Regions from separate parts of the Homo sapiens genome. Here region 1 is linked to region 2. Evidence: chromatin loops called from intact Hi-C (ENCODE). Cell type or tissue: mucosa of descending colon. All regions are shown on one strand. Links, peaks and the distances in the headings refer to the core of each region. The heading gives the core; the rest is flanking DNA.

What was found. A loop is a pair of places that touch in the nucleus more often than their neighbours do. Peaks named below come from ENCODE experiments on the same cell type or tissue, not always from the same donor. Only the 100,000 strongest peaks of a DNase experiment are listed, where the experiment ranks them.
Region 1: a loop joins it to region 2, with 8 times the contacts of the local background. A loop is called at or near these places in 24 of 110 quality-filtered maps.

What each region holds. Positions count from the first base shown.
Region 1 is chr4:42,274,166-42,289,338 of GRCh38, forward strand. It overlaps LOC124900697 (a long non-coding RNA gene), which reads right to left. Exons shown (of 2, transcript XR_007058106.1): 2 at 11,658-12,236. Among named protein-coding and RNA genes, the nearest start is that of SHISA3, 120 kb to the right of the region's middle. RefSeq lists enhancers at 10,089-10,228, 11,045-11,546. In mucosa of descending colon, for the core only: CTCF peaks have their summits at 6,408 (motif pointing left) and 8,006 (motif pointing right); no DNase peak of the experiment used is centred there.
Region 2 is chr4:42,858,173-42,873,345 of GRCh38, forward strand. No RefSeq gene overlaps it. Among named protein-coding and RNA genes, the nearest start is that of GRXCR1, 27 kb to the right of the region's middle. In mucosa of descending colon, for the core only: a CTCF peak has its summit at 7,658 (motif pointing left); no DNase peak of the experiment used is centred there.

The sequences.
Region 1 (15,173 bases), core at 4,068-12,067, 580 kb before region 2:
CTGCATTTTCTCTTGCATAAAAAAAGTAGATGGAGATGAATACATGGCCAAGCTGGGTCTTTTGAATGTTTACCTTTCTCAGTGCACTCTGTCACCTCTAAAGTACAGACTTTCCCAGACATCTTATATTCATCTGCCTTACATTCATCTTTTTTTTTTTTGAGACAGGGTCTCACTCTGTCATCCATGCTGCTGGAGTGCGGTGGCACAATCTCGGCTCACTGTGACTTCTGCCTCCCGGGTTCAAGCGATTCTCCTGGCTCAGCCTCCAGAGTAGCTGGGACTCAAATTCCTTACCTCAAGTGATCAGCCTGCCTTGGCCTCCCAAAACGTTGGGATTACAGGCGTGAGCCACCGCATCTGGCTTCGGATGCATTTTTGGTAGACATTTTCACTTACCATTGTGAGATCTCTGTGAGTGATAATGCATGATATGGAAAAACAGAAGCTTGAGATAATGTCCTTTTGGAAGAACAGCTGACATAGAGTAAAATGCAGGGCACTCTACGTTTTTGCCTGGATTTGCATGCATCCTAAATATGCAGATCTATTGTAATGGATTTCTGATTTGGATAAAGATTATTGGGTGAAAAATTGTGCAAGTCATTATAGCAAATGTTTATAAATTGAGTCCTCAGATAACAGAGGATATCCATACTTTCAAGAGGGGTGAGCATAAAGTAATGTGGTCACACAGAGTGATGAACTCTGTTTAGAAAGGTTGGGGAAGATTCCATCGTCTCAGCCCAAAATCTCCTTAAGCTGATAGGCAACTTCAGCAAAGTCTCAGGATACAAAATCAATGTACAAAAATCACAAGCATTCTTGTACACCAATAGCAGACAGAGAGCCAAATCATGAGTGAATTCCCATTCATAATTGCTTCAAAGAGAATAAAATACCTAGGAATCCAACTTACAAGGGATGTGAAGGACCTCTTCAAGGAGAACTACAAACCACTGCTCAATGAAATAAAAGAGGATACAAACAAATGGAAGAACATTCCATGCTCATGGGTAGGAAGAATCAATATTGTGAAAATGGCCATACTGCCCAAGGTAATTTATAGATTCAATGCCATCCCCATCAAGCTACCAATGACTTTCTTCACAGAATTGGAAAAAACTACTTTAAAGTTCATATGGAACCAAAAAAGAGCCCGCATCGCCAAGTCAATCCTAAGCCAAAAGAACAAAGCTGGAGGCATCACGCTACCTGACTTCAAACTATACTATAAGGCTACAGTAACCAAAACAGCATGGTACTGGTACCAAAACAGAGATATAGACCAGTGGAACAGAAAAGAGCCCTCAGAAATAATGCCTCATATATACAACTATCTGATCTATGACAAACCTGAGAAAAACAAGCAATGGGGAAATGATTCCCTATTTAATAAATGGTGCTGGAAAAACTGAATAGCCATATGCAGAAAGCTGAAACTGGATCCCTTCCTTACACCTTATACAAAAATTAATTCAAGATGGATTAAAGACTTACATGTTAGACCTAAAACCATAAAAACTGTAGAAGAAAACCTAGGCAATACCATTCAGGACATAGGCATGGGCAATGACATCATGTCTAAAACACCAAAAGCAATGGCAACAAAAGCCAAAATTGACAAATGGGACCTAATTAAACTAAAGAGCTTCTGCACAGCAAAAGAAACTACCATCAGAGTGAACAGGCAACCTACAGAATGGGAGAAAATTTTTGCAACCTACTCATCTGACAAAGGGCTAATATCCAGAATCTACAATGAACTCAAACAAATTTACAAGAAAAAGACAAACCCATCAGAAAGTGGGCTAAGGATATGAACAGACACTTCTCACAAGAAGACATTTATGCAGCCAAAAAACACATGAAAAAATGCTCATCATCACTGGCCATCAGAGAAATGCAAATCAAAACCACAATGAGATACCATCTCACAGCAGTTAGAATGGCGATCATTAAAAAGTCAGGAAACAACAGGTGCTGGAGAGGATGTGGAGAAATAGGAACACTTTTACACTGTTGGTGGGACTGCAAACTAGTTCAACCATTGTGGAAGTCAGTGTGGCGATTCCTCAGGGATCTAGAACTAGAAATAACATTTGACCCAGCCATCCTATTACTGGGTATATACCCAAAGGATTATAAATCATGCTGCTATAAAGACACATGCACACGTATGTTTATAGTGGCACTATTCACAATAGCAAAGACTTGGAACCAACCTAAATGTCCAACAACGATAGACTGGATTAAGAAAATGTGGCACATATACACCATGGAATACTATGCAGCCATAAAAAATGATGAATTCATGTCCTTTGTAGGGACATGGATGAAACTGGAAACCATCATTCTCAGCAAACTATCGCAAGGACAAAAAACCAAACACTGCATGTTCTCACTTATAGGTGGGAATTGAACAATGAGAACACATGGACACAGGAAGGGGAACATCACACACCAGGGACTGTTGTGGGGTGGGGGGAGGGGGGAGGGATAGCATTAGGAGATATACCTAATGCTAAATGACTAGTTAATGGGTGCAGCACACCAACATGGCACATGTATACATATGTAACAAACCTGCACGTTGTGCACATGTACCCTAAAACTTAAAGTATAATAATAATAATAATAATAATAATAATAATAAAAGAAAGGTTGGGGAAGATTGTGCAGAAGGGAGAGAGGAGCAAGGAAGATCTGCAGGATGATAGTTCACTAGACAGGCCAGGTGGAGAGGCAGAGTGGAGGGCATTTTAGGCAGAGAGAAAAATGTGTGCAAAGTCAGAGTGGCAAAACACCCTATCATATTGTGTTCAGGGAAATGAAAGCAGTTCCATATGGCTGAAGTATAAGGAGCAAGGAAGATGAAATGGAGAGAGAGGCATGGGCCTGAGAGGGAGGGGCCTTATTTGGTCTTTATTCTGGAATAAAGAATAAATGGATGAACCATAACTGAAGGCCTTTAAGCAAGAGCATGTTAGCATCCCATCTGAAGTTCAGAGAAATACTCTAGCAACGAAAAAGAAACAGGATCTGAGGACAGACACTGGAGGGCAGAGATGACAAGGACCCGAGCAAGGGTAGCTGCAGTGCTGATCAAGAAGACAGAATAGACTGGAGAGAGGGCTGAGAGGCAGAACTGATGGGAGTTCATGGTCTCCATGATAGACAGCAGCTCCTTTGATCCTAATGTCTAGATTAGGAAATCAAGATCAGGGGTTCTTTTTCATTTAGTATCTCCCAAATCGAACACAGTTCTTGGCAGACACTCAACACTTGGTAAATGGATAAATTCCATTGTTTAGCAAACACATCTTCAGCCAGGAGCTAAGTGAATGAGTCAAGAAATGAATCAGTGAATGAGTTAATAAATCAAATGACTATTTCCTGGTTAGTTTCTGATGGTCCTCCAAAGCAATTAAAGACTTCTCCTTCATTTCTACCACTGTCCCCATCACACGGAGAGCAGAAGTCACAGTTGGAATATTGCAATATCCTCCTAACTGATTCTGCAGTCTCTATTCTTTTGCCAAAAGTCCCAAAGCTAGAATGGTTGTGAAGTGAGGCTTCTCAGTTCAGGATTGTCTTGACCTCAGCTAAGCCTCAGCCACTCAACTTTTCCCATCATTTCTCTCCTCGATGGAAATAATGATTCTTATTCATCTACCTCACACAGATGTTGGACAGATTGATTAGTTAGTGTTCAAAAATTGCTTGGAGGATGAAAAGTGCTGATTATTATTATTATGTTGTCTAAGAGAAATTCCCTGCCTTTGAAAGGGAGCCATAGAATGGTCACTGACATTTAATTTTAATGCGCTACATCTCACAGGTGGAATATTTATTTACCAATAAAGAAAAATGTCTCTACATAGAATAGCTCCTTGAAGCCCATTCATCTGTTTTTAAAAGATGGAACTGAATTACCATCATGGAATGTAATTTGGGCAACATGGTTAAGGTTGATGTCTAGGCCTTGTGTCAGCAAGGGGTTTGCCCCCTTATCCAGGGGCACTGATGGTAAAAAATGGGGTTGCCTTTTGTAAGCCAAATGTCACCTCAAATGCTTCTGACATCAACCTAGATCATACGCAGAGTATTGGATGACTGTATATATACGCTGTATATATAATTGTTTTTCTTCCTTCCAGAATACTCTGAACTTACAGCTTTTCATCTTGGCCAGGAATGAATAATGGTTTCTTAGGAGTATCTTTTTTTCATTTGTTTGTTTCCTTACAAAGGTGATTTTTATGACTATACCACAGAAAGTTCAATATTGCATAACAACAGCAACAAAAAAGCAAGTGAACATTTTGAATTTTCCTTTTTTTTTTGGTTTGGAGCTTAATATAAAGTAAGGAAAAGTTGTAAGAAAAGTTTGCATTTAAATAATGGGGAGGGAACTCTTAATTTGAAGTGTGTAAATGTAGAATTGATGCTGGTGGCTTGGTATTCCAATCTTGATTTGCTGCTAGTTTTCCTCAGTAACTTGGGCTTTTAGTGTGATTTATGCCTAAACTTTTAGAGTAAAATTTATGAACTGCATTAAGTGCTAAGGAAGAAGCATAAAAATCAGCAATTTGAGAGTCTGGAGCAGTGGAGTGCTGTGTACAAATAGGCTAAATGGAAATAATAGGCTAATAGATGCGTTGGAGAAAAGCAAATGGCTTTCTGACATCAAGGAATCAGAGCTTTGGGAAATTCTTTAATTATCGTCTAATTGGCTGGGTGAGATAGTGTTGCGAAAGATGTATGAAATCAAGAAGTGAGAAGTTTCATTTTAAAATGAAACAGGTTTCTGTAGGGGAACGGTGAAATGTATGGCAGGATTTTACTAATGCAATCAATTGGACCAGCGTAGAACATCACAGAAGCCACGTCTTAGGACTTTGCCCAGCAGATGGCAGAAGCGAAGGTTCCAGATCAGGTGCGTGGGCCTGCGGAGCCATGATCTGTCTTCTAAACCCTGCCCCTGTGGCTGCCCAAGCATTATGGGTGGGGGGGCCCGGCCACTTTGCACTTTTGTTCTTGGGCTACATCTTGACTTTTCCCGGTTGTGTGCCCGCGTCCTCTTCTTCCCACGTTCGATCTCCAAGATTCCTCTGCCAGCCATGGGGTCCCCTGGGAGGGTGTCCATGCACTTTTCCTACTGCCTTTTTTCTTTATTCCAGAGCAGTTGCTGTGGACACTCAGCCCTCTTGATTTCTTTTCTATCCAGGAGTGCTAAGAGACAGCAGGAGTGGGGCCTTGGGAGTGGGGGTTATTGTATAAGCCTCCGAGCCAGGAGTTTAACCTTTACCCTTCGCCACAACCCTATGTGGTAGACAGCATTTTCCCTTTGGCTAGATGAAGCAACCGAGGCTCAGGGAGAATCAGGAGCTTGCCGAACGTCCACAGGAAGTTTTCAGAACAGCAATGGACCCTTTTCACTCAATATTTCCTGTAACTCTTGACCCTTCCAAATTTCTGCGGCGTTTAAATTCCCTGGTGTCATGTGGATCCATGACCTCTGGAAAGGGTGGTTACAGGAACTCTAAAGAGGTCTCAGAACATAGAAAACTTTGATGACTCAGGGCAAGGCGAACTCCCCACCCCAGTCCTCCCGGACCAGACAGACAGTGTCTCCATCAGAGTGAGAGAAGCTGCAGAAGGAGCCGCTGCAAGGAGACATTGTGGGTCTCTGAGAGAGGGAGGCCCATATGCCTCACCTTCCGGGGTGGGCTAGGGGCTAGGATCGGGTGGAAATGAAAGCCCAGCTGGTTTTAGAGGGCAGAGACGTCCTGAGGAGCGTGGCTGGTGTGGCTCCCAGTGGGGCCTGGGGCAGCCTCTGCAGCTCAGGAGAGGCCCAAGCCACAGCAGAAGAACCCCAGCCGGAAGGAACCGTGGAGACTCCAGCGAATGTTCCTCCAGACTTCTCAGGTGGCGCAGCTGAGGACAAGCTGGGAAGGGGAATAGCGCAGAGGGAAAGATCCAGACCACAGCTCCTTCCAGTCCGCCTTGCTCTGAATCACGGCTGCTGCCAAATGCAGGACCACAGTTTGCTGACAAAAAAGGGTTCTAGGCAAATGCATAACATTTTAGCATCTTAGGGGGGGCTTAGTAATCCCTGATTAAGAAAATGTCGTCATTACTTGAAAATACCTTTGATCTATCTATCATTACATATATTAAATAAAATTACTGACCTATTAGAAAACCCAGAGTGGTTCTAAATAAATATTTTCATTTTCCAAAGAAGAAAAAAATCAAGTCAGATGCCAGTCTGCAACACTGTGACCCCACATAGCCCAATATGTGCCAATATGTGCCAATATGGTGAAACGAGGAGGAACCATGATTGACTCAGCTAACCTTTCTGCCCCCTAGTGGAATGGGGACTCACTACAGAAATTGAGTTAAGTTAGGGAAACTTCAATTTTTGTAATTATTGACTTATTTATTTTTGAGATAGGGTATTGCTCTGTCGCCCAGGCTGGAGTGCAGTGGTCAAACTCAATTCACTGCAACCTCTGCTTCCTGGGCTCAAGTGATCTTCCCACCTCAACCTCCAGAGTAGCTGGGACTACAGACGTGTACCATCACATTTGGCTCGTTTTAAAATTTTTTGTAGAGGAGGTCTCACTATGCTGCCCAGGCTGGTCTCAAACTGCTGTGCTCAAGTGATCCTCCTGCTTTGGCTTTCCAAAGTCCTGGGATTACCGGCGTGAGCCACCACCTGGCGAGTTAGGGAAACTTTAAAGTTTCGGTTTTAGCGTTTGGGAAGTGAGGAGCGCCTCTGCCCCACCACTGTGCAACCTTGGAAGTGTGAAGTGACAGCCTTGTGTGTGATCTTTTCTGTTTTCCCCAAGTTTGCATTTTCGACATTAAAGTTTACTTTTTAATAAAAAAAAAGTTTTGGTTTTAGGTTTGTGGATGGGGATCTGTACCCTGAAGCAGCATTGACCCCAGGTTTTTCTGCCTCCCCAAACTGCTCATTTCACTGCACCCGGAGGAAGCGGCACTGTTAAATCAAGAAGTCAACATAATTTTAGCAACTGTTATCTCCGTATTATCTAGATGCCTAATATATATTTTTTAAATTGCACTGTTCAAACCCATTTAATTCAAGGTTCATTTTCCCCACTCATTTCCACTCAATTTAATGAGATTTTACTCAGTATTACATTAAGGCAAATCATCAGGGATCCAGGGATCTCTTTTCAAATATTTTCAGTGTCTTAAACAAAAAAGGCACTCTGTAAGTAAAAAATCACGAAGACATGAATGACTTCAAGATAAGGCATACTTCCAGTCATCCCATACATGAGAGCTTCTCACATATGAATCATTCATCTATTTGAAGTGAGTTTTCACACTTCGGGATAACCCAGTTGTTCTCAACCCTCATCATCATACTTGCAAAAAAGAAAGAGTTCAAAGGGCATTTATAGCAAGATTTTGCAGGTGTATGACCCCTGACCTCATAACGACTGAAGCAAAATTTCCAGGAGTTCGTCAGCCTTCATTTTAAGAAGTTACATGACTTGCCTGGGGTCACGTGGCTTGCTGGTGGCCTGAATGGTACTGACTGGACTTTTGCTGTGGTTTGTGAAACCTCAGGGGAAGGGCAGTGAGGATGTTTTGTGGTAGTTTCAGAGATTCACCTTCCCGGCAATAATGGTTCTCACTAGCACAGAACTGTCGGTTTGTGAGGTCTTTTTCTGGTTGAATTCTTCCAGGGTGACTGAGCTGTCGTCTGCCCTGGGGGCTACTCAGCAAGAAATGCATCTTCTCAATGGTTAATAATGTTCATTAAACTTCATCCTGCCCAGCTCTGACTCTGAACAGCAGCACTGGCTTTCGCTCTGACTTGCAAACCAATGCATCTGCTTCTCGCAGAAAATGTACTTAAACGCTGCATATATATCCTGAGAAATTGATGCTTTCCAGAATTCAGCCCGGACAAGAGCAGCCCTAGTTGGCCCTTTTCACCGTGTGTAGATGTGAAAGAGAGAAAATTCCTCTAGAGGGCGCTCGTAGATTCTTCATGAATGGAGTGCTGGTGAAATGCAGTTCTCCACAAATGGCGCAGACTGCACGGGAGCGAAAGGGGATTTATATAAATAGATGGATGTGGATATGCAATTTTTTTCATCTGCAAATAATGCCTCTTTGTTTTTCTTTCTGATCAGCATCAGTGAAAATCATGCACATGTGGGAAAGTGAAATATGGAGGATTTCTTTTTGTTTCCTTTGTGAATGAATAGTGAACCCTCACCTCTAGGGGAGTTTGCTGTAGTTCACTGCAGTGTCATATTTATAATTATCAGGAGAAGGAGGGAAATTAAAAGATTTGACTGCTTTACTCTTCAGCGGTTGAGCTGTCGGCCCTGGGGACATGCCGGGAACTTCATGTTCTGGCTGAGCTCTGTGGAAATCCTGGGGAATGGCTATTTGACCTCTCATTCAGCCACCTGAGGAAATCAGCTTTGGTTAGATCAGATGGACCATAATTGGCTTTGGAGTTGTTAAAGCACACTCTGGGTACACATTTCTCTATGTTTTGAAAAGCGTGTGTTTTCCTTGGATCAGATCAGCATGTAGGGGAGTCAATCACAGCTTGGGTGGGTGGTTGGACTAGAATGCTGTTTCCCAAGACCTGCTCTGCCTCTCAGCCTCCCCCAGTGACAGGGTGCCTGCCTGGCCCCGCTGGGCCCTTCTCTTCCTCCCCTTCCTCCCCTTCCTCCCCTTCCAGCCCAGGATTAGGGAGAGAGGGCTGAGTCTGCAACCTCAGCTTCCTGGGCTCAGGAGATCTTCCCACCTCAACCTCTCGAGTAGCTGGTATAATTTGCAAGGGAGGCATGGGTTTGGGTGATTTTAAGGGTTCTTTTCTTTTCCTTTTTTGAGACAGAGTCTCGCTCTGTCGCCCAGGCTGGAGCGCTATGGCGCGGTCTCGGCTCACTGCAAGCTCCGCCTCCTGGGTTCACGTCATTCTCCTGCCTCAGCCTCCCGAGTAGCTGGGACTACAGGCGCCCGCCACCACGCCCGGCTAATTTTTTGTATTTTTAGTAGAGACGGTTTAACCATGTTAGTCAGGATGGTCTTGATCTACTGACCTCGTGATCCGCCTGCCTCGGTCTCCCAAAGTGCTGGGATTACAGAGGTGAGCCACCGTGCCTGGCCTTAAGGGTTCTTTTCAACCCTTAGGTTCTATGACTCCATGAACGTGTGGATTCTGAAGTGAGAAGAACATAAATATGAATCAGTGTGACTTCAGCCTTGTAAATGGTATAACTGCTTTCCCTGCCTCTAGTCATGCCCCTCCCCAGATCATTCGCCAGCACCAGGATGATCCTTTACAAATGTGCATTGGATTATGGTTTTCTTTTCTGCTAAAAACTCTTCAGTGGCTCCACATTGCCCTTCATGAAAATGTCCAAACTCCTTAGCACACACAACTTACAAGGCTTGTTACAGTCTGTCCTACAACCTCAGCCCTTCCTCCTGGATGACAGGCAGCTCTCCAATGCACACACTCTGTCTCTCTCATTTCCAGGCCCATGCTGCCCCTTATGCCTAGAACACAGCCTCTGGGCTGACTTGCACACTCCTTGCCTGGCTGATGTTTTTCATCCTTTAGGTCTCGGCATAGGTGCTTCTTCCTCTGAGAAGCCTTACCCAACTCTTAAAGACTGAACGAGGTGCCCCTTCTTATGTTATCTTAGCATTCTGTTCTATCCTTAGCCCTGGAGACACAGAGTTTGTTCTTAGAAGCTGAAAGGCGTCCACGAGGATGTCTGGTAGTGCTGTCTGAATGTTCAAGTCCATTGAGAATGAAGTTCAGAAAGTTTTTAATCTACCTGAGAACCCAAACTGCCCATCCGGACGCTCAACCTTGTTAAATCAAGTTTAGTCTAAAGCTGCCTCCTTACATATTTTAAGTTAGGTCTAAAGGTTTCTCTGTACATTATGAACTGTAACAAGTGAAAGTGTAAACAGACCAGAGCCTACACATGTGCCAATCACCCGAGTTTTGGCCAGTCAAATGTAGCTAACTGTTTGAACCTGTTCAAATAAGGCAAATACTGAGCTGTAACCAATCCGGCTGTTTCTGTTCCTCACTTCCGTTTTCTGTACATCACTTTCCTTTTTCTGTCCATAAATCTTCTCCAACATGTGGCTGTGCTGGAGTCTCTGAGCCTAATTGTTCATTGCTCAATTAAACTCCTTTAAATTTAATTCCACTGAAGTTTTTCTTTTATCAGGCAGAACACCAATCCTGGAACCTATTAAATTATCCTAAATTTGGCCTAAGACCACCTCCCATACCTTGAGTATCACTAAGTAATAAACTGCAACCTAACTTAGTATGTAAACAAATGAAAATCCAATGAGGAGTATATTTTATAGCAAATAGCTGGGTGTCCAGCTTCTGCCAATCACAGGCTGCCATCTGAAAGACCACGTCCAAATTAAGCAAACGCCAGGATGTAACCAATCCAGCTGTTTGTGTACCTCACTTCCATTTTTCTGTCTATAAATATTCCCTGCAAAGTGCCCGCTTTGCAGAGGGGGGCTCTCCTAACCTCTTCTGCTTCTGAGGACTGCATGATTTGCGAATCCTTTGCTCAAATAAACTCTATTAAATTTAATCTGTTTAAAGTTTTTCTTTTAATAATCCTCTTCTCTTCTTTTCTTCTCTTTTTTCTAGACAGAGTCTTGCTTTGCTGCCCAGGCTGGAGTGCAGTGGTGCTGGCATGCTCTAGCTCACTGCAACTGCAACCTCCGCCTCCCAGGTTCAAGCGATTCTTGTGCCTCGGCCTCCTGAGTAGCTGGGATTACAGGCAGCACCACCAGGCCTGGCTAATTTTTGTGATTTTTAGTAGAGATGGGGGTTTCACCATGTTGGCCAGGCTGGTCTTGAACCCCTGACCCCAAGTAATCTGCCTGCCTCAGCCTCCCTAAGTGCTGGGATTAGAGGCATGAGCCACTGCACCCAGCCATACAATCCACAGCTTTCTGTCTACATTAGCAGAACTTTGCACCACTCTTCTGTCTTCATTAGCATGACTTTATTTTCCCAGAACCTGCCTATCGAGGCAAATGGATTGATTGTTCGTTACAGGAACTTGCAAAAGACTCTTCCAAACTCTTCAGTGGAAAGCATCAACAGACAATTTGTGCCCTAAATCTCTGAATCCTTTGCTTCCAAATTCTTGCCTTGCTGTTTCCACCAATTCTGGACTGTTCTATTGTTACTGGGGTGTCTCTGTTTTTAGAGCTTCCAAGATGGTGGCAAGCTTCTTGTTCTCTGACCGGGGGTTCTTGGCCTCACGGATTCCAATGAATGGAACCTTGGGCCATGTGGTGAGTGTTATAGCTCTATTAGGAGCCGTGGGTCACGGAAGAGAACTGTGGAACCCAGCTACTAGCGTTCAGCTCGATTAGGACGAACCCTGGGCTCTTAGCCATGCAGGAACAATGGCAAGCCTTTAGCCTGATTGGGAGCAGCAATGGGTGGCTCGCTGGGTCAGGAGCACAGCGGACACCCTGCCAGATCTGCAGAGGTGGAAGTCAGTGGTGGGTCTGCGATGGCGGCAAACAGCAGTGGTGGACAGCGAGCGAAAGCTCAGCTCGAGCCATAACAAACATAGACCAGAAGAGTGTGCAGTTGCAAGATTTAATAGAATGAAAACAGAGCTCCCATACAATGGGAGGGGACGCAATGGGGGTTGCCGTTGCCGGCCCGAATGCCTGGGTTTATATCCCGATCATTGTCCCTCCCCACTGTGCTCTCAGGCGATAGATGATTGGCTATTTCTTTACCTCTTGTTTTTGCCTAATTAGCATTTTAGTGAGCTCTCTTTACTACCTGATTGGTCGGGTGTGAGCTAAGTTGCAAGCCCCGTGTTTAAAGGTGGATGCGGTCACCTTCCCAACTAGGCTTAGGGATTCTTAGTTGGCCTAGGAAATCCAGCTAGTCCTGTCTCTCAGTCCCCCCTCTCAACAGGAAAACCCACATACTATTGGGGATGTTAGCCAACGACTGCTCTTAACTGCTTCCTGCTGAATTGGGGCTTAGTAGGGGTCGTGCAGTTGAGATTTCCTCGGAAGGTGTGCCTTTGATGTCATCAACATCGGAGCATGGGCTAACAGGCCGGTCTAGGGCTCTGTGGTAGATCTTAGTCATGGACTGCATCTGGGGCTCCATATGAGGAACCATTTGCAGTTTTACAGCTTTGAGTCTGGAAGAGACAAACAACAGGAGGTTAAAGATACAGGGATTGAAATGTATGGCTTGAAGTGCAGGGGATTATTTCTTTGGCACATTTCACAGGCCCTGACTATCTGCTTGATAGTTTTGAAAAGGCCTGGTCCAGTAAATAATAAATTGGCCATCTGATAGATGCTATCCATGCCCAAGTGAAAGGTTTGGTGAAGGGTTTTAAGTAATTTCCATTGATTAGCTGCAGGCAAAAGTATTTTCCCTTTTTCGGTGGCTAGCCATCCTGAGGGGAGGAAACTATGTCCTCGTGTCTATTTCTCCTGCTGAGTACTGGGGCTTGGTTTCCCGGAGGGGATTACCCCATACTAGGGATCCTTCTATAAGCATTTCTAATGGAGGGCCTGCCTTGTGGCTCTTTTGGCTTCAATATCCACTTGGTGGTTCCTTTCTATTTCCTTTTCCTTTCCTTTCTGATGACCCCAGCAGTGTAAGACTGCCACCTCTTTAGGTTTCTGTACAGCCAATAATAATCTCCTAATGGCTTCCTGATGTTTGATCGGTGTTCCCTCAGAAGTTAGGAATTTCCTATCTCTCCATATTGCTGTGTGGGCGTGGAGGACTGGGTAAGCATACTTAGAGTCTGCATATATATTTACCCTTTTTCCTTCTCCTAATTCTAGTGCCTGAGTGAGGGCTATTAGTTCTGCCAGCTGAGCACTAGTTCCTGGAGTGAAGGAATTACTTTCAAGTATTCCATTATCACTGACCACTGCATACCCCACCTTTCAAAGTCCTTTTTCTACAAAGGAGCTTCCATCAGTATACAAGTTGAGGTTGGGATCAGTCAAGGGAACCTCTAGAAGGTCCCCTCGAGCGCCGTAGGTTTGAGCAATCACCTGTTGACAGTTATGTTCTATCTTTTCTTCATTGTCTGAAAGAAATGTGGCTGGGTTAAGAGTTGAACAAGTGGGCAGTCGCAGCACTGGCCCTTCAAGTAATAGAGCCTGATATTTAAGTAAACGGTTGTCTGACAGCCACAAGTCTCCTTTAGAAGTGAGTACGCCGTTTACATCATGAGATGTCCACACAGTAAGATCTCTTCCCTGTATTATTTTAACTGCTTCAGATACTAAGACTGCTACTGCCGCCACTACCTGTAAACAATGAGGTCAACCCTTTGCAACTACATCAATTTCCTTACTCAGGTATGCCACAGGTTGCAAGCTCATCCCTTGGACCTGTCTAAGGACTCCTAGAGCTATTCCTGTTTTTTCTGTGACATATAAAGAAAAGTCTTCCCCGTTGGCAAGCTTAACACTGGGGCTTGGGTTAGGGCCTTCTTTAGGGCCTGGAAAGCTGCTTCTGCTTCAGGTGTCCATCTTAATAAATGGGTGTTGGCTTTCTGAGTTTCCTTAATTAGGGTATATAATGGCCTGGCTATTTCACCGTACCTGGGAATCCACATTTGGCAGAAACCTGTTATGCCAAGGAACCCTCTTAGTTGCTTTAGGGTTTTGGGATGAGGATAAGCCAATACAGGCTGGATACATTCCTCACTGAGGGCCCTGGTGCCTTTGGATAATTTTAGCCCTAAGTATTTAACCTGCTGTGAGCAGAGCTGAGCCTTTGGTTTGGAAACCTTGTAGCCACAGGTGGCGAGGAAATTTAAGAGCACTTGGGTGGCTTGATGGCACAAGGTTTCTGAACGGGCAGCTAAAAATAAATCATCCATGTACCAGAGGACAAGAGTGTCCAGGTAGGAGAACTGGCTCGGCTAATGCTTGGCCAACTAGATGGGGGCTATCCCTGAACCCTTGGGGTAAAACAGTCAAGCTGAGTTGAGACATTGGGTTCGAAGGATCTCCAAAGGCAAACAAGAATTGAGAGTCAGGATGTACAGGGATGCAGAAAAAGCCATCCTTAAGGTCCAGGACTGTAAACCACTCTGCTTCTTCTGGTATTTGGGAAAGCAGAGTATAAGGGTTAGGAACAACAGCCTCATTGATAATCCTGAGATCTTGCACTAACCTCCACTGTCTGTTGGTTTTCTGTACTCCTAAAATTGGAGTATTGCAGGGGCTACTGCATGGTTTTGCTAGGCTTTGAGCTTTTAGGTCCTTAACAATCTTTTGGAGTCCTTGTTGGGCCTCGGGTCTAAGGGGGTACTGCCTTTGGTAGGGAAAGGAGGCATAATCCTTTAGTTTAACTTGAACAGGACAGGCATTTGTTGCTCATCTGTATTGTCCTTCTGTTGTCCAGACTTCAGGATTAATTCCTTCTTCAAGCAGGGGACAACAAACAGGTGTTCCTTCTCCTATGTTCAGGTGTATAATGGCCCCTGCTTTTGCTAGAATGTCTTTCCCTAACAAAGGAGTGGGGCTTTCAGGCATAATTAGAAAAACATGTGAAAAGAGTAGAGTTCCCCAGTCACAACTTAGTGGCTGGGAGAAGTATCTAGTGGCTGGCTGTCGTAGAAACCCTCGGATAGTGACAGATCTGGAGGACAGTTGTCCGGGACAGGAGAGTAAGACTGAGAAGGCCACGCCAGTGTCCAGGAGATAGTTAACCTCCTGACCCTCAATGGTCAAGCATACCCAGGGCTCTGTGAGGGTGATGGCATAGGCTGGCGCTTGCCCTGGGCACCCTGAGTCCTGGGGCTGAATCATCTGGTTAGTGGCTTCTGACTCAGAGGACCTTCATCCCCTGGGGCAGTAGGCCTTCCAGTGATTCCCTTGACATAAGGAGCATGGACGAGGGGGTGGCTTATTTCTATTTGGACAATCTTTTTTAAAGTGTCCTTGTAGACCACACTGGAAGCAAGTCTTATTAGGCATTCGATTTGCCCAGCTTTTCCCTTTTCCAGAGTGTCCAAAGTCTGCTTGCCTGAGGGCCATGACTAAAGTGGTGGCCTTTTTTTAAAATCTCATTTGTCCATTCCACCTGATCCTCCTGATCT
Region 2 (15,173 bases), core at 2,875-10,874:
TATTCAGAAGTTTGAATGTCTTAATCCACTCATAAATATTATTATTAAACAACCTCAATCGTTTTTAATATATTAGAAATTAATGGTGGTAAACAATGAGAATTGGAATGATCTTCTGCTTGGGAATAAGACTTGAGGATAGCATTTTGCTGACACTGAGGTAGGGTGGGGTCCTCAGGTATATAATACTATAAGACTCATTTGCCATGCAGGCATATTCATTTAGATGAAAGGTAGGAAATCATAAGGTATAATGTGTGCAGAATATAGTAATTTTGAGTAGTTATTTGTTAAAAATATTCTGTTAGGTTTACATGTGTGTTTGCTAAAACAAAAATGAGGTACTCAGCATAATTATTTTGAGATTCATCCAAGTCGATACATGTATCAGTAGCTCATTTCTTTTTATTGCTAAATAGTATTCCACTGTAAGGATAGACCACAATTATTATATTCCTACACCTGTTGATGGACATTTGGATTGTTTCTAGTTTTTGGCTAACAAATAAAGCTGCTGTAAACATTCATGTGCAACTATTTATATGAACATATGCCTTTATTTCTTTTGAATAAATATTCAGTGTTGGAATTACTGGGTTACATGGTAGTGTGTATTTAATTTAAGAAACTGTCCTGGCTGGGCACGGTGGCTCATGCCTGTAATTTCAGCACTTTGGGAGGCCAAGGAGGGTGGATCATGAGGTCAGGTGTTTGAGACCAGCCTGGACACCATAGTGAAACCCCGTCTCTACTAAAAATACAAAGATTAACTGGGCATGATCGTGGGTGCCTGTAATCCCAGCTACTTGGGAGGCTGAGTCAGGAGAATTGCTTAAACTCAGGAGGCAGAGGTTGCCATGAGCTGAGATTGCGCCACTGCACTCCAGCTTGGGTGGCAGTGTGAGACTCCGTCTCAAAAAAAAAAAAAAAAAAAAAAAAGAAACTGTCCTACTATTTTTCAAAGTAGTTCTGACAACTTATATTTCCATCAACAGACTTTCAGTTGTTCAATACCCCGGCAAATACTTGGTATGGTTTTTAATTGTAGACATTCTAAGAGGTGATTAGTAGTATCACATTATGATTTTAATTTGCATTTCCCTAATGATGGATGACGTTGAGTATTGTTCATGTGCTTACCTACTATCAGTAAATTGTCTTTGGCAAAGTATCTGTTCAAATCATCCACCCATTTCTGAAAACTGGTTGTTTTCTTCTTATTATGTTATTATAGCTCTTTACGCATTCTGGATAAAAGTTCTTAATCCAATATGAGACTTCCAGATATTTCCTCCTAATATATGGTTTGGTCTTTTCATTCTTTTCACAATATCTTTTGCTGAGCAGAAATTCTTCACTTTGTTGAAGTCTAATTTATTATTATTTTATGAATGGTGCTTTTGATATCTTATCTAAAAAATATGTACCTAACCCAAGGCACAGAAATTTTATCCTAAGTTTTATTTTAGAAATGTTATAGTTTGAAATTTTACATTTATATATATGATCCATTCCTGTGTTAGTTTTTGTATATGGTATGAAGTATGGATTGAAGATTTTTTTTGGTGTATAAATTTACAATTATTCTAATAACATCTGTTAAAAAGACTATCCTTTCTCCACTGAATTGTGTATGAAGCTTTGTGGAAAATCAATTGACTATATATGGATTGGTCTATTTCTATTCTATTGATTCATTTATCTACCTTGGAGTTAATAGTTTAGTCTCAATTATGGTAGTTTTGTAAAAAGTCTTGAAGTAAGGTAAAATGCTTTGTTCCTTTTCAAAGTTATTTTTGTTATTCCAGGTCCTTTGCATTTCTAACTGAATTTTAGAATCGCTTGTCAACTTCCATAAAAAAAACTGCTGGGATTTTGATTGATTGTGTTAAACCTTTACATCAATTTAAGAATGCTAACTTAACTAAATTCAGTCTTCTGACCTACAGAAATGTTGTATCTCTCTGCTTAGTTTGGGCTTCTTTAATTTATCTCTTTAATATTTGGTAGTTTTCAATATTAGGTCTTGTATATACTTTAACAAATATATTCCTAAGTAGTCCACATCTTGTATTTTTTAAAAAGTTGCTGTTTCCAACTGTTGCTAGTATATAGAAATACAGTTGATATTTTTAACATTGATCTTTGATCCTGGAACTTTGCAAACTCAGTTTTAGTAGCTACACAGATTTTCTGCATAGATTTATTATCAGAACATCTGAAAATGACTAGATACGTCTATGGGTAGTGGGATTATGAGGGAAATTTGGAGTGATCATTATGTTTTCGACTTGGATTGCTTGACTGTGATGTCTTTAATGAGAATTCAAAATATAGAATTAAGAGTATGTTTTGCAAGAAGAAATGTGATTAAATTCAATGCTGGATATGTTGAGTTCTAGGTTCCCATGAGGATACAATGGAACTGTTTAGCAGGCAGTCAGATCCATGTTCTGGGAGCTATCAGAAATGGAGATACACATTTGGGAGTCATCACCAAGAATGGTGGTCTGCTGTGTAGAAATATATAAAGTAAAAAGCAAAAGAAGAGAGTCAAGGATACAACTCTGGGGAGCATCATGTTTAATTTAGGATGGATAGTCTTGGGTATTTTCATAGGCTGAGAGAAAAGAGAGGAAATTAGAGGAAAACTCTTCAATTTCCTCGTCTATAGCACTTTTGTTTTTTCAGAATCACTAATATCTATTTCAATTAAGAGAAGGTATATTGATTCCTGCTTGGGGTCGTATTTCTGTTTCTGGCTTCTACCTGGCGTCAGGGTTAATGAAAATGAAGTTATTTCTCAGCCTGTCAATTCAGAAATGAAATAGAATTTCTGAAATCGCAAATCTGAAGATAGATTCCAGGTGATTGTGAGTCTACCTGTACATTATAATGTTTTAAAAAGGTTTTTAGGCCAGGCGCGGTGGCTCACATCTGTAATCCCGGCACTTTGGGAGGCCGAGGTGGGAGGATCACCTGAGGTCAGGAGTTCGAGACCAGCCCTGGCCAACATGGCAAAAACCCATCTCTACTAAAAATACAAAAATTAGTCAGGCATGGTGGCACATGTCTGTAATCTCAGCTACTTGGGAAGCTGAGGCAGGAGAATCGCTTGAACCCGGGAGGCAGAGGTTGCAGTGAGCTGAGATTGTGCCACTGCGCTCCAGCCTGTGTGACAGAGCTAGACTCCATCTGAAAAAAAAAAAATAGAACTTCAGCATTATTTATTTAAAGTTCTTATAAAATAAACACAATTCCTTAGTGATATCCTTTTTTCTTTACTATAGCAAATTGCCTTTTGTTCCTGTGCCTATCTTCTTAAAGGGAGGATGGTTGAAAACACACCTTTAATTTTGTTTCTACTTTAATGTCTTTGCCTTAGGAAAGTTGTAATCTCTTTCTGTGTGTGAATGATGTGAGAATGTATAGTGAAGATGATCCTGGCATGAAGTGGTTCTCACTACTTAAAAGTTGGCTTTGCCTGTGATCTGCGGCATATGTGGGAAGATGCCTGCTGCTCTCAGAAGTAATCATGCATTGTAGGGTGCTTAAGATGAGGGGCTTAGATTTTCATAGATGGAGGAAGTAATTCCAAAGTGGACTGCATGGGAGTCTTTCTCTTAGGAGATCAGGGCGTGCTGGATACTGCAAGGGTTGTATTTTCCAAGCATGGACTGCTTGGTCCTGCAAACGTTAGATTCCATGAAGCTAGACTTTGGTGCCTGTTCTATGGAGAAGGGTATAGAAAATTCTCAAAGCACACTTTGCCTTAGTTCAAAGTCCAGTTGTTTTGTGGGCAGCATGTCTGCTCCCATGTTAATATTGTGATATTCATTCAGTTCCCATGTTTCCCTTTATCATCAATGTATTTGTCTCCTCTGACATTGGTTTGTATGCTACACATGGCCTGGGTCAACCTTAGCCTTCCCTAGCTCAGCTTTGGGCACTGAGATGCCACTCATTTCCAGAGCCAACATGGCACTGTAGAGACTAAAGTAGGAGATTTTAGTCCAGCAATCAGTAGAGGACAAGACAGTTTTGCTGCCAAAAGCCACAAAATTGTACAAGCCCCCACTAGACACTGAATTGTAGCCTTACTTTACATTGTTGGCCCTCTCCATGCAACTGGGTTTCTACCTATCTCAAGTTAATTACATCAGTCCCTGCTAGTACTGGAGCTTAGTCCTGAATCCTTATGTACTCTGACGGGCCTCAGAAACTGCCTAGTTCAGGCCTACCTTTTGCTACTTGCTAGCTTTCTCCTTACTATTTGTGGCTGAACACAATCTCCCATTTTCTGGGGCACTTGATGGAGTCTGTTACTAAAGAATGATGATTCAGAATCCTGACCCAGTCCTCTCCCCTACGTCACCCTAGCCTTGCATTTAAAATGACCCCCGCCTGGACTCTGCTGCTGCTGGGCCCACCTGCTCCACTCTTCATTGGATATAGGCGTCGTTGAATGTCAGATGAATTTGTCACACACTTCTGGAGACTGATCACGCCTCTTGATCTGTTTTCTCCAACCCTGATGCTGTCCATTCCTAGTTTTGTCTCTTTTATCCCTTCCTCTCTCCTCTCCTCAACAAGTCCCTTCTTTGAGCCAGCCTGAATAATGACATTCTTCCTTGGTCTTGACCTTTTCCTTGGCCTCTATCAGGCTTTACTTTCATTCTTGTCTTTCCAAATAAAAGCACATAAAAACTTTGCATTGTAATTGGAGAAGGGAGAAAGACAAATGACTAGGTGAGTTTGGAGAGCCAGATGCTGTGGAGCCCAGCAGGTGTGGAATGGAAGGGAAAATAATAGAGAAACAGGTGACCAGCATTTATCAGGAGAAACTAATAGGAAAGAGGATCTACAACAATACTTACAGCCTCAGGTGACTATATATCCAACAATGAACAGGGCAGAGCAATAAAGTGAACCTAAAACTTAAAAGAGTGTAAATATGATCTCATAGGCACTATCGAGAATTGATACCATGAACCAATGGTAATGGAACAGTGTCTCCACTAAAGCCGGTCTTAGTTTGGGTGATGTCGCTAGCTAGTTTTGTGACCACCCTGATTTTCTCCTTTGAAAATGGATGTGACTAAATTTTACCTCTAAGTTCCTTTCTAGTTCTGATATTTTATGAGCATTTTCCACAGCCCATTCTCACAACTGGGCCAGTACATTATCAGTTTAGCCAAGTGGTTTTTTTTTAAAGCCTTTATAGGTGCAAATGTTCCAGAAATGGAAAACAAATTATGGTTGTTGGGGATGATGGTATATGAAACCAGCCACATAAATTGTAAAATAGTAGTTATTGCTCTGTAGTATTTAATTTCTGGTTTCATAAATATCACAACATTTTGGCATCCAGCTTATGAAAGGTCTACCACTACCAAGTGAATTTGTGCTGCCATTCTCCACTCTGGGGAATTTTATTTTATTCCATGTGATACTCCCAAAAGGTTCTTAAGAGATATTTGAATGAAACCTTTTTATTGCACAGAGGTCATGGGAAAGTGCTGGTCATAGATAAAGGAAACATTAAGGATAAGAGGCATTTTCTAGTGATAGAAGCAAAAACCTTACTCCAGCCAGATATTTGAGAGAAAGGGACATTAAAGAGTTGATCTTTCAGTTCTGACGCCATGAGGTCTATAAGCTGAAATGCAAGATTCAACCATTTGAATCCCAGCTCTGCTTTAATGATTTTGAGTAAAGTATTAATGGCTTTAAACCTCAGTTTTCTTATACATAAAATGAGGACAATGTTAGATATTACCTGGCCTTATTTTAGGACTAAAAGAGATGGCATATGGAGTATTACTTTTGTATATAGGAAATTACAAAATGTGACTTTTATCATTGTTGTTTATTATTATTTATGAAGCATCCAGAATGGAGATTATTCAGTAAGAAGTACACCTATACAGGCTGGAATGAATTTCTCACTTCAACTTACACAAAGTATCCAGGATCTAATCTTCAATTAGACTTCAAAATGTAATATTATAACATTTGACTTCTGAAAAATTAAGAAAAATGTGTTTCACAAATAAAAGGGGCCAGGTGCGGTGGCTCACGCCTGTAATCCCAGCACTTTGGGAGGCTGAGGCGGGCGGATCACGAGGTCAAGAGATCGAGACCATCCTGGCCAACACGGCGAAACCCCATCTCTACTAAAAAAATACAAAAATTAGCTGGGCGTGGTGGTGTGTGCCTGTAGTCCCAGCTACTTGGGAGGCTGAGGCAGGAGAGTTGCTTGAACCTGGGAGGCGGAGCTTGCAGTGATAGCTGAGATAGCACCATTGTACTCCAGCCTGGCGACAGAGCGAGACTCCATCTCAAAATAAATAAATAAATAAATAAATAAATAAATAAATAAATAAATAAAATATAAAATAAATAAATAAATAAATGTAAAGAACAAGAATATTTTGACATTCAAAGTAGTAAACAGCTAAACTGTCTAAATAAGCTCTGAGAATGGAATATACTTTCATATCTTTCCAGTATGAGAAGCAACTTCTCAGTCAGATGTTCCAGCTATGGTATTCTTTGTAAAATAACAACAAAAAATTAGTAGGAACATTTCTATTTTAAAAACTCCTATTTATTGAACAGTAAGTTGCTACTACTGAGCTTTTAATTTGCCCTCCCACCTACTTTTTATTTGTAAATGGAATAGATAATTAATAAAATCTGTAAAAACATCTATTTGGACAAATGATGCTTTTGAATACACATATGCTAAGTTATAGCTGTATATCCTCCTTATATAGAAAATGAGAAATCCCAGCGGCATATGTGGAATATTAACTCTTGAGAAGGAAATACTTGAGTTGTTTTCTAATCTATTGCCTAACTTGGGAAAAAAATAAAAATGACTTATAATATGTTATGGTTATTTACAGGTATGCAATAAATCCGTATTTATAGATGTTGAAAAAACATGTTTTTGTGTGATGGGACTACTATCCAGTTTTCTTTCCATTGATGATGGAACTAAGAAAAGGAGTAAATCATTTTTCTTTAAGTGTGCAAGTGACATATCTATTTAGATTTATTTTTTCCTCAATAAAGGGTTTTCTTCAACATTCAGGGGAATTACAACAGCAGTAAATGTGATTAATTTTTTGGCAGATGCTCTCCCTGACCTTCTATGTCTGTTAGGCATCATATCTACCTAATTTCCGTATTCTTCTTTACTTCATTGATCTCTATTATGCTGTCTGTCAAATTATACTAGAAGTTTCTAGAGGGCAGGAGCTTATAGAGTTTTGAATCTCTCCTATTTAGCATGACATGAGCTCCATATAATGAGTTGAATTAACAGTTGCAAAGATGAACAGAACCAGCGTCTTGGAGGAGAGGCAGGAGGGGTACGCAGGTCCCTGGAGGGATGCTGTTAACAGACATGAGATCAGAATTTCCGTTTGGATGAGACGTAATGGGAAGGGAGGTATTTGAGAATCTTAAAGTACCCCAAATGGCCTGGGTTAGGGTTTAGGCCCAACTTAACCCCTTTTCCAAATTCTGCTAAGGCTGGAGAGGTCTGGGAGAAATAGAAGATAAATTAGTTCAACCGTTCTCAGTAAGGAAAGCACTGCCCCCTGGAGGTTATTCTGGAAATTGTCAGCATGTTTTCTGGTTGTGAAAAGATTGGGTAGGTGATTGTGGGAGGGGTGTGTTACCACTATTATGTAGTAAAGTAGGATCCAGGCATTTTAGATGTCCTGTCATGTGTGGAAGAGCCCTGGAGAGTAAATAGATATGCTGTAACCTGTACAATTCTCATGTTAGCCTAGAAATGAATTCCATCTGACATATACATACAAAGTGTTTACAACATGTAAATTAAAAGAAGAGTATAGCATTTTGTTTTGTTCAGCAATTTACCAAAAGTTATTCATCATTTCAGAAAATCATGTCACTGATTGCAGACTGCAATGTTGGTCATGCAATTGAGCAGTTGACATGACACACCTGTTAATTTGCATGGGTGCCAGTTTGCAAACCATGAGAGTTTGCCTGTCATACCCAGTAATGAGTGGTTCTTTGTACTGGTGCAGGCATCAGGCCACTATAATACATTTTCCAGTGTAAGGCAAGTCTAACTGCTTACATAATGAAATATATAAGGTATATTAATTTGCTAGGGCTGCCATAACAAAATACTACAGACCGATGGCTGAAACAGAAAATTCTATTTCTCACAGTTTTTGAAGCTGGACGTCCAAAATCAAGGTGCCTACAGGGTTGATTTCTTCTAAGGCTTCTCTCCTTGGCTTATAGATGGCCACCCTCTCATTGTGTGTTCACATGGTTGTCTCTGTGCACGCACATGTCTAGTGTCTCTCTGTCTCTGTCGTAATCCCGGTTTTTGTAAGGACACCCATCATACTGGGTTAGGACCCACCTTAAATACCCTATTTTAATATACCTCTTTAAAGACCTTATCATCAAATGTGGCCACAGTCTGGACGCTTAGGGTTACAGCTTCCACTTATGCATTTTTTAGTCGGGGGAGGGGGGGTCATAATTCAGCCAAAAATATATGGCTTCTTATAAATTAGTATTCATTTATTTCTTCTTCATGGTAAACTTAGAGTGTTAGATTGTGCTTTGTGTGAAGGTAGGTTATATAGTTCCAAGATTCCTTTACAGAATCTCTTTGCTAGAAATTGAGTCATGGGGGTGGTTACCTTCATGCTGTTCTTGTGATAGTGAGTTCTCATGAGGTCTGATGGTTTTATAAGGGACTTTTCCCCTTTTGCTTGGCACTGCTTCCTGTCATCATGTGAAGAAGGACGTGTTTGCTTCCCCTTCCACCATGATTGTAAGTTTCCTAAGGCCTCTCCAGCCATGCTGAACTATGTGTCAATTAAACCTCTTTCCTTTATAAGTTACCCATTCTTGGGTATCTTTATTAGCAGCGTGAGAATGGACTAATACAATACCTAATATTGGGTATCTTTATTAGCAGCGTGAGAATGGACTAATACAATACCTAATATAATGTAACGCTCAGTGGAATATGGGAGCACCCTGTAACCAAACACATTGAATTTGTTGTAGCAAATATTTACAAGTAGGTGGGATAAATAGAATAAATTGCCCCCATCAGTTCAGCTGAGGAGACGCAGTGATGTGAGGTTTAGCACCAAACTTAGATAAAAGTTTTCAGTTTTCAGAGCTTATCGGGCTTTAGAATTACAGAGAAGAAACTGTGAAAAAAGTGTTATTAATGTGTAGATGGAATATAGCGTCTATGCAGTTCTTTTCAGAATAGTAAAAAGAGATATTAAAATATTTGGTGTAACAGAGGATTTTGGTTTTGATACAGTTAGGAACCATTGATACAGTTGAAGAAACTCAGACTTTTGAATAACCATATGCAGTGAATCATTGACTGAGTTATGACCTAGACTTGGGGTCTGAAATGGTTCTCTGAGGTGAGAGCTCATTTTTAAAATATTGAAATGTACAAGTCGGGCTATTTATCTTTACCTGCTTTTACAATAAGGGATTGCTTTCAGGGCCACTGATATGTGCTTTGTTGATATGAGAATGCTATTTAGTTCTCTAAAAAAATGAAACATAAAGCAATAGTCAAAAAAGCCAGATGAGCTCTGCAGATTGTCAAAAGGAGGTTTTGTCCTTTTCCATTTCCCATAAAAGCCCAGCTGTGCCACCTTCTAAAACTGGAACTTGTTCATATGCTCACCAGGTGCCAGGGAATAAAAATCATAAGTGGAGAAAGCTGAAACAAGATGTTTCACAAATAGAAAGAGAAAATGGGAATAGGGAATGAGGTAAATGAAAAGGTAAAAGAGAAAAAACAATCTAGCCATATGGAAACACTTTGATGGGTAAAGTGCACTTAGAAGTTTATTAAGCAGGGTGAATTTATTGGATAAGAAACAATCATTAATCCACTTAATTGTTCTAGTTGGGTTTGCTGCTCTTGGTTCATCCACTCAAAGTCTCTGGCTTATATTTTTACATTTAACAACATAGGAGCCAGAGCCAGTGAGTAGGGAAATTTGGAATAAACCCAGACCTACCAATTCTGAGTGCAGGTCTCTTTTTGCAAGGAAGATTTGGCTTAAGTGGATACTCTGAGAATAAGGAGAAAGGACATACCTGAGATTGTTTACAAGGGAGCACCAGGGAGTTTAAGCCTGAGTGGTGTGTTATACTAAGAAAGGGGTGAATTTTGGCGAATTTTCCTCAGTTGGGGTTGTTAGTTGTAAGCAACAGAAAGCTATTCAAATCAGGTTAAGTAAAGAGGGGTATTAACTAGGGGTATACAAGGCAGGACATAATGCCAGAACATAATGCCAGGACTCATAAGGAGTCCAGAGCTGGAAATCCCAGGAATCAAAGCAGCAGTTTTCTCCATCTTGTTTTCTCTTCTAATTACATGTAATTTGATGGGTCACCCAAAGGGCAGGATTATATGACCCACTGCCCACTTGGTAGAGCTGCTGGAACAGATCTGTGAAGAGGCATGGCTAAGGCAAGCAAATTGAAAATATACCTGCTAAAAAATATCATGGATGAGGCATTCTATTGACTATGTGGAAAACGGTGGATCCAGAGCAGGTTGGCAGAAATACATCAAGACAACAAATTGGCGAAAACATGGTGCTTTGTTGCAATATCAAAGCATTTTAAGAAAAGATTTGGTATGAACTTAGTCAATTAAATTTATTATTATTTCACTGGAAAATTAAAATTAATATTAATCTTTAGAAAGGCAATTTGTCTAATTCCTTCATTTTTAGAATTCATTCAACACTTTTGGAATATCTTCCAGGTGCCAGTCACTGCTGGGATGTGGCATTTATCAAAATTGTTTAAGTCTTTGTTCTAGTGCATCTTGCATTCCAGTGGGGGAATGCAGACCATAAGACACAAAGACATGTGAAATATGAAGAATAATACATCAGGTTAAGGGAAATAATGACAGAGGAATATGATTTTATCTATTTTCAGGGGAAGGCAGTAGTGATATGTAGAGTGATGATATAATTTATTGTCTAATGGGGATACTTTGAGTATGAAAGCAAGCACTATTGAGTAATTTCTCTGGGATAACAGGCATCAGTTGGGACTTCCAAGGGCAACCTGTAATGCATGGTTCCCCTCCAGAGAGAGTGGCTTTTGAGCAGGGACCAGGAGATACTGGAGAGCAGGAGGTGCGTTTATCTGAGGCAAAGTGGACCAGGAAGAGGGAATGCTTGAACCATTCTGCCTGGACTGGGCATTGGATATTTGTAATTTTATAATTGTTAAAACAAGGAGAGGATATCACCATGGCGTTGCCTTTCCTAGGAATGCTACCTCAAGGACGAGTCTTTGAAGACCGTCTGGACTGCCCTGTTGGAGCCTGACCACTGATGCAGGTGATTGTTCGTAGGAGTAGAAGCCTTGCTGGTCAATTGGCAGCCTTTTCCAAACTATATTCTGAGAGAGATGGCTTCATGAGGAGGTTGCTTTTAAAAAGGCTGGGCTTAATTGTGACTCTATGTTGAGAAACACTTTCTGTCTAGTGACTTGGCTTGACCAAATCAGGATGGCTTCTGTGGGATAACTGCTGCCTCTCTTTTCTGGGTGTTCCAATTTCTGTACAAGGGAGACTCTGCTTCTAGGTGCCCTCTTGGTATCCTCAAACAGCTTTGGGTGCTCACCCTGCTGCTGTTGGGTGTCATGATTCATCTTATTGAGCACCCTCTGGCTGCTTTCCTGTTGCCTCCTGCTCTACACGTACCCTGCTCAGCCCAGTAAGATCATATTCTGTCAAGAAACTGACTCTGGAGTTAGAAGGCTGGGGATCCTAGCAGTTTGGCTCCTCCTCCTCCTCTTCATCACCATAAAGCACCTGTGGGCACAAGATGTTGTGGCACATGACAAAAACAGCAATATTTTAAGATTCACAATCATTATTCATGGGGCATGTTTTGCCAGATACTTCCTCACGTACCTGTGAGATGGGTATATGCTATTAGGTGGATCTGTGTGAAGTTACTTAGGCTCTATCATTTTGACCTGCAGAAATCACAGTTTTCTATAATTAGACCTAATATTTTTTAGGCAAAGAAAGGGAAGTTCAGGGGGAAACTTGTCAAAGCCCAACATCTGGAATCAGAGCCAGTATTTTAATGCAAGACAGTTGGCTCCTGAATTCATGGTTCTTCCACTGTGCCTCACAGACTAGATGCTGTATAAAGTAGATTAATTGCTTCTGTCTTTGGAAAGCTTTCAGACTAGAACACACGAAGTAGGGAGCTTTGTGGAACCTATAAAATTCTGTAATCCTGCAAAACACTGACCCAGTGCTAGAATATCTGGAATAGAGGATGAAATCCTAACACCCAAGCTGTGAACACTAAGAAAGCACCGTGAGCTTGGGAATCAAGAAGGGAAATTAACAGAATAGTCAAATGAGAGTCTGGATAAGAAGAACTGCAAGGATAATGCTGTGGTCTGGATGTGAAACAGAAGCCTGCTCGAAGCTGAGCATTAGTTTTCAGTGAAGGTTCATTAAATCCCAAGTCTCTCAAGATGTCTAGAGATAAAAGTAGGCTGGGAAACTGCCTTTTACTAGAATGGGACTGGAACCAGTAATAGGAATGAGACCAGGAACCAAGGAATCTCTCTTTGTGCTGCCACTGCCCCCTAAACACTGCTTCTGTTTTCCTCTAGATGTGTGCATCTCCTTTTTCCTCTATTTATAAACAACTTTCTCAGTTTATCTATGTACATAGTGGAAAATTATCACTCCAGGGAAGTCCCTGAATTCTAGTTGCCCACAAAGACTGATGAAAATCACTGCATCTCAATTAGAAATTCCCTGGAGAGACAAGCGAATTGATCAGGATATGGTCAGAGGTTCCCGGAGGTCAAAGTAGGTTCTGTGACCTCTGGCTGCGTATCTGGTGATGATATAGGCAGATACTCTCAGGAGGGGACTTGGTACAGGAGGCAAATTGACATGTTTGCTATAATTGGTATTAAGCCAAATTGGGAAGCTAGAGATTTTGGTTTCATCCTTCTGTTCTTTTCTGGTGTGTCTGAGGTCATTCAGGAATCATCACAGCCTACCCCAATGTATTTGGCTGCCAACATTATCACCTCTTTGAAAATTATTTTTTTCTCTCATTAAGAAGTTTTGTGAGTGATCATTTTGCAAAACTGACTTTTTCAGATTCTGCTTTTACCACCTGATGTGTAAGACACAGCATATGAGAGCTATTTGGAAACTAAAGCAGAAAACGAATGCCAAATCTCACGATCATATAACTTTATGATGAGTTGAATGCCACCTGGATAACGTAGTAGAAAATGCTTCTTAAGATCTTCGTCTCAACTGTGCTTAGTCATCTTCTAGATTGTAGAACATCGCTTGATGATCTTTGCAAATTTCTATCAGAAATAAGAAACCCAAATGAAGGAATAAACTTAAAGTTGACAGCCCAGTTTCTGTGACCTCTCATTGACACTTCTTTGGAGTGTATGTCCTGTGCAGACTGGGCCTGGGCAGTCTTTGATCTATTTTGAACAGATGCCTGTAACAAAAAGTTAGCTGGGCTTTAGGGACAGCTAATGTCTCCACAGGCTGTAGAATGTTATTAGGGCTTGATTGCAATCTGCTGACATGATAGAACTGAATTAAAGAACAGGAACTGCCTGCTTGGCAGCTCTGAGAGCAATTGGAAAGCTCAGAGAAGGCACAAGCAATAAGGAAGAAGGAACGCTGACAGAAGCTGGGCAGGCAGACAGGGCTCTTTAATTCAAAGGGGTGGATGTTAATTAATTTATTTTGGGTGAGGGAGATCTGATTTCTAAGCTAGACTACAAGCTGTTGCCAGTGTAGTTGAGGACAATGTCCTAACAGCTGTAGGAATATCATGCATCTTCTGGGTGGCTGACCTCATATCATATCCATCTTCCTGTGTCCAGATTAACCATGCACTGGCAGTTGGACCTGAGCAGCTCATTTTTCTTACCCTTCAACATTACTTTTATTTTACGTGTCTGTCTAGCTGCTTTTCTCTGCTCCTAGCTCCACCAAAAATTTCCCTGGAGCCTCACAACTATCCATGGCAAGTGAAAAGAAAAACAAACATAAATGAATTGGAAATTGTCACTCCTGCTAGAATGGCATGATTTTAAATACATGAAGACTTACCTTCGCATACTTTTAAGACAGGTCAAATGCTATCCAGAAAAAAAGGCTAGGCATTAAAATACACTAAAGAAAATGTCAGGCTTATGGTTTCCTGATTTCCTGCCTGGTCCTCTGCTCTTTCACTGCTGAAAATTATTTTCCTTCAATTCCATTGTTTCACCTAACAAAGGACATGTCTAATGATTTCCTCCCACATGCAGTTCTACAGAGGCATTTATTATAGTAATTAATTTTTCAAGGCAAAAAAGAGTGTGGTGTATTATGAAATACAAACAGAAGTGAACGAAAGTTTTTGAGTGATCTTCCAAAGTATTTTGATGTAGTGGAAAGAGCACTATCTTTGGGTATAGAAAATTTGGTTGAAGCAAGTCACTTAAAAATCTAAGCAATCTTGTTCATGTTTGTTAGAAGTCATCAATCTGTGGCATTAAAAGGGTGAATTTTAATGTATGTAAATTATACTTATGTGACTAGAAAAACTTAAGGAACAACTATGCTTTGCTCATTAAATATAAAAATAATACATGCTCATTTGAAAATACAGAAAAGTACAAAAAAGTAAAACCTAACCATAACACTGCAACCACAGGTAATCACATATTTATTTTCTGAGCACAGTGGGGTGAACTAATTGTACTCTACTGTTCATGGAAAACTATCATTTCTGGTCCATGGAAATCCCCTTGTTGTCTTTCATTCTTTATTCTCACTCCTATTTCTCTCCTCTATTTTATATATACCTATTGGATATATATTTGACTTATATTCAGTAGAATATGTAGAATATTGTACATATTCTACAATACCCTTGTAGAATATGTGGTATTGCTTCATGCATGAATCTGTTTTTATTCTATGTAAAAGATATGTTATTACCTTTAGAACCCATTCTATTTTGAAATTATTTTATTCAATACAAAGTATTAAGGATTTATCTGGGTTTGTGTAAATTCAGTTTATTGAGTCCCATTTCTACAAA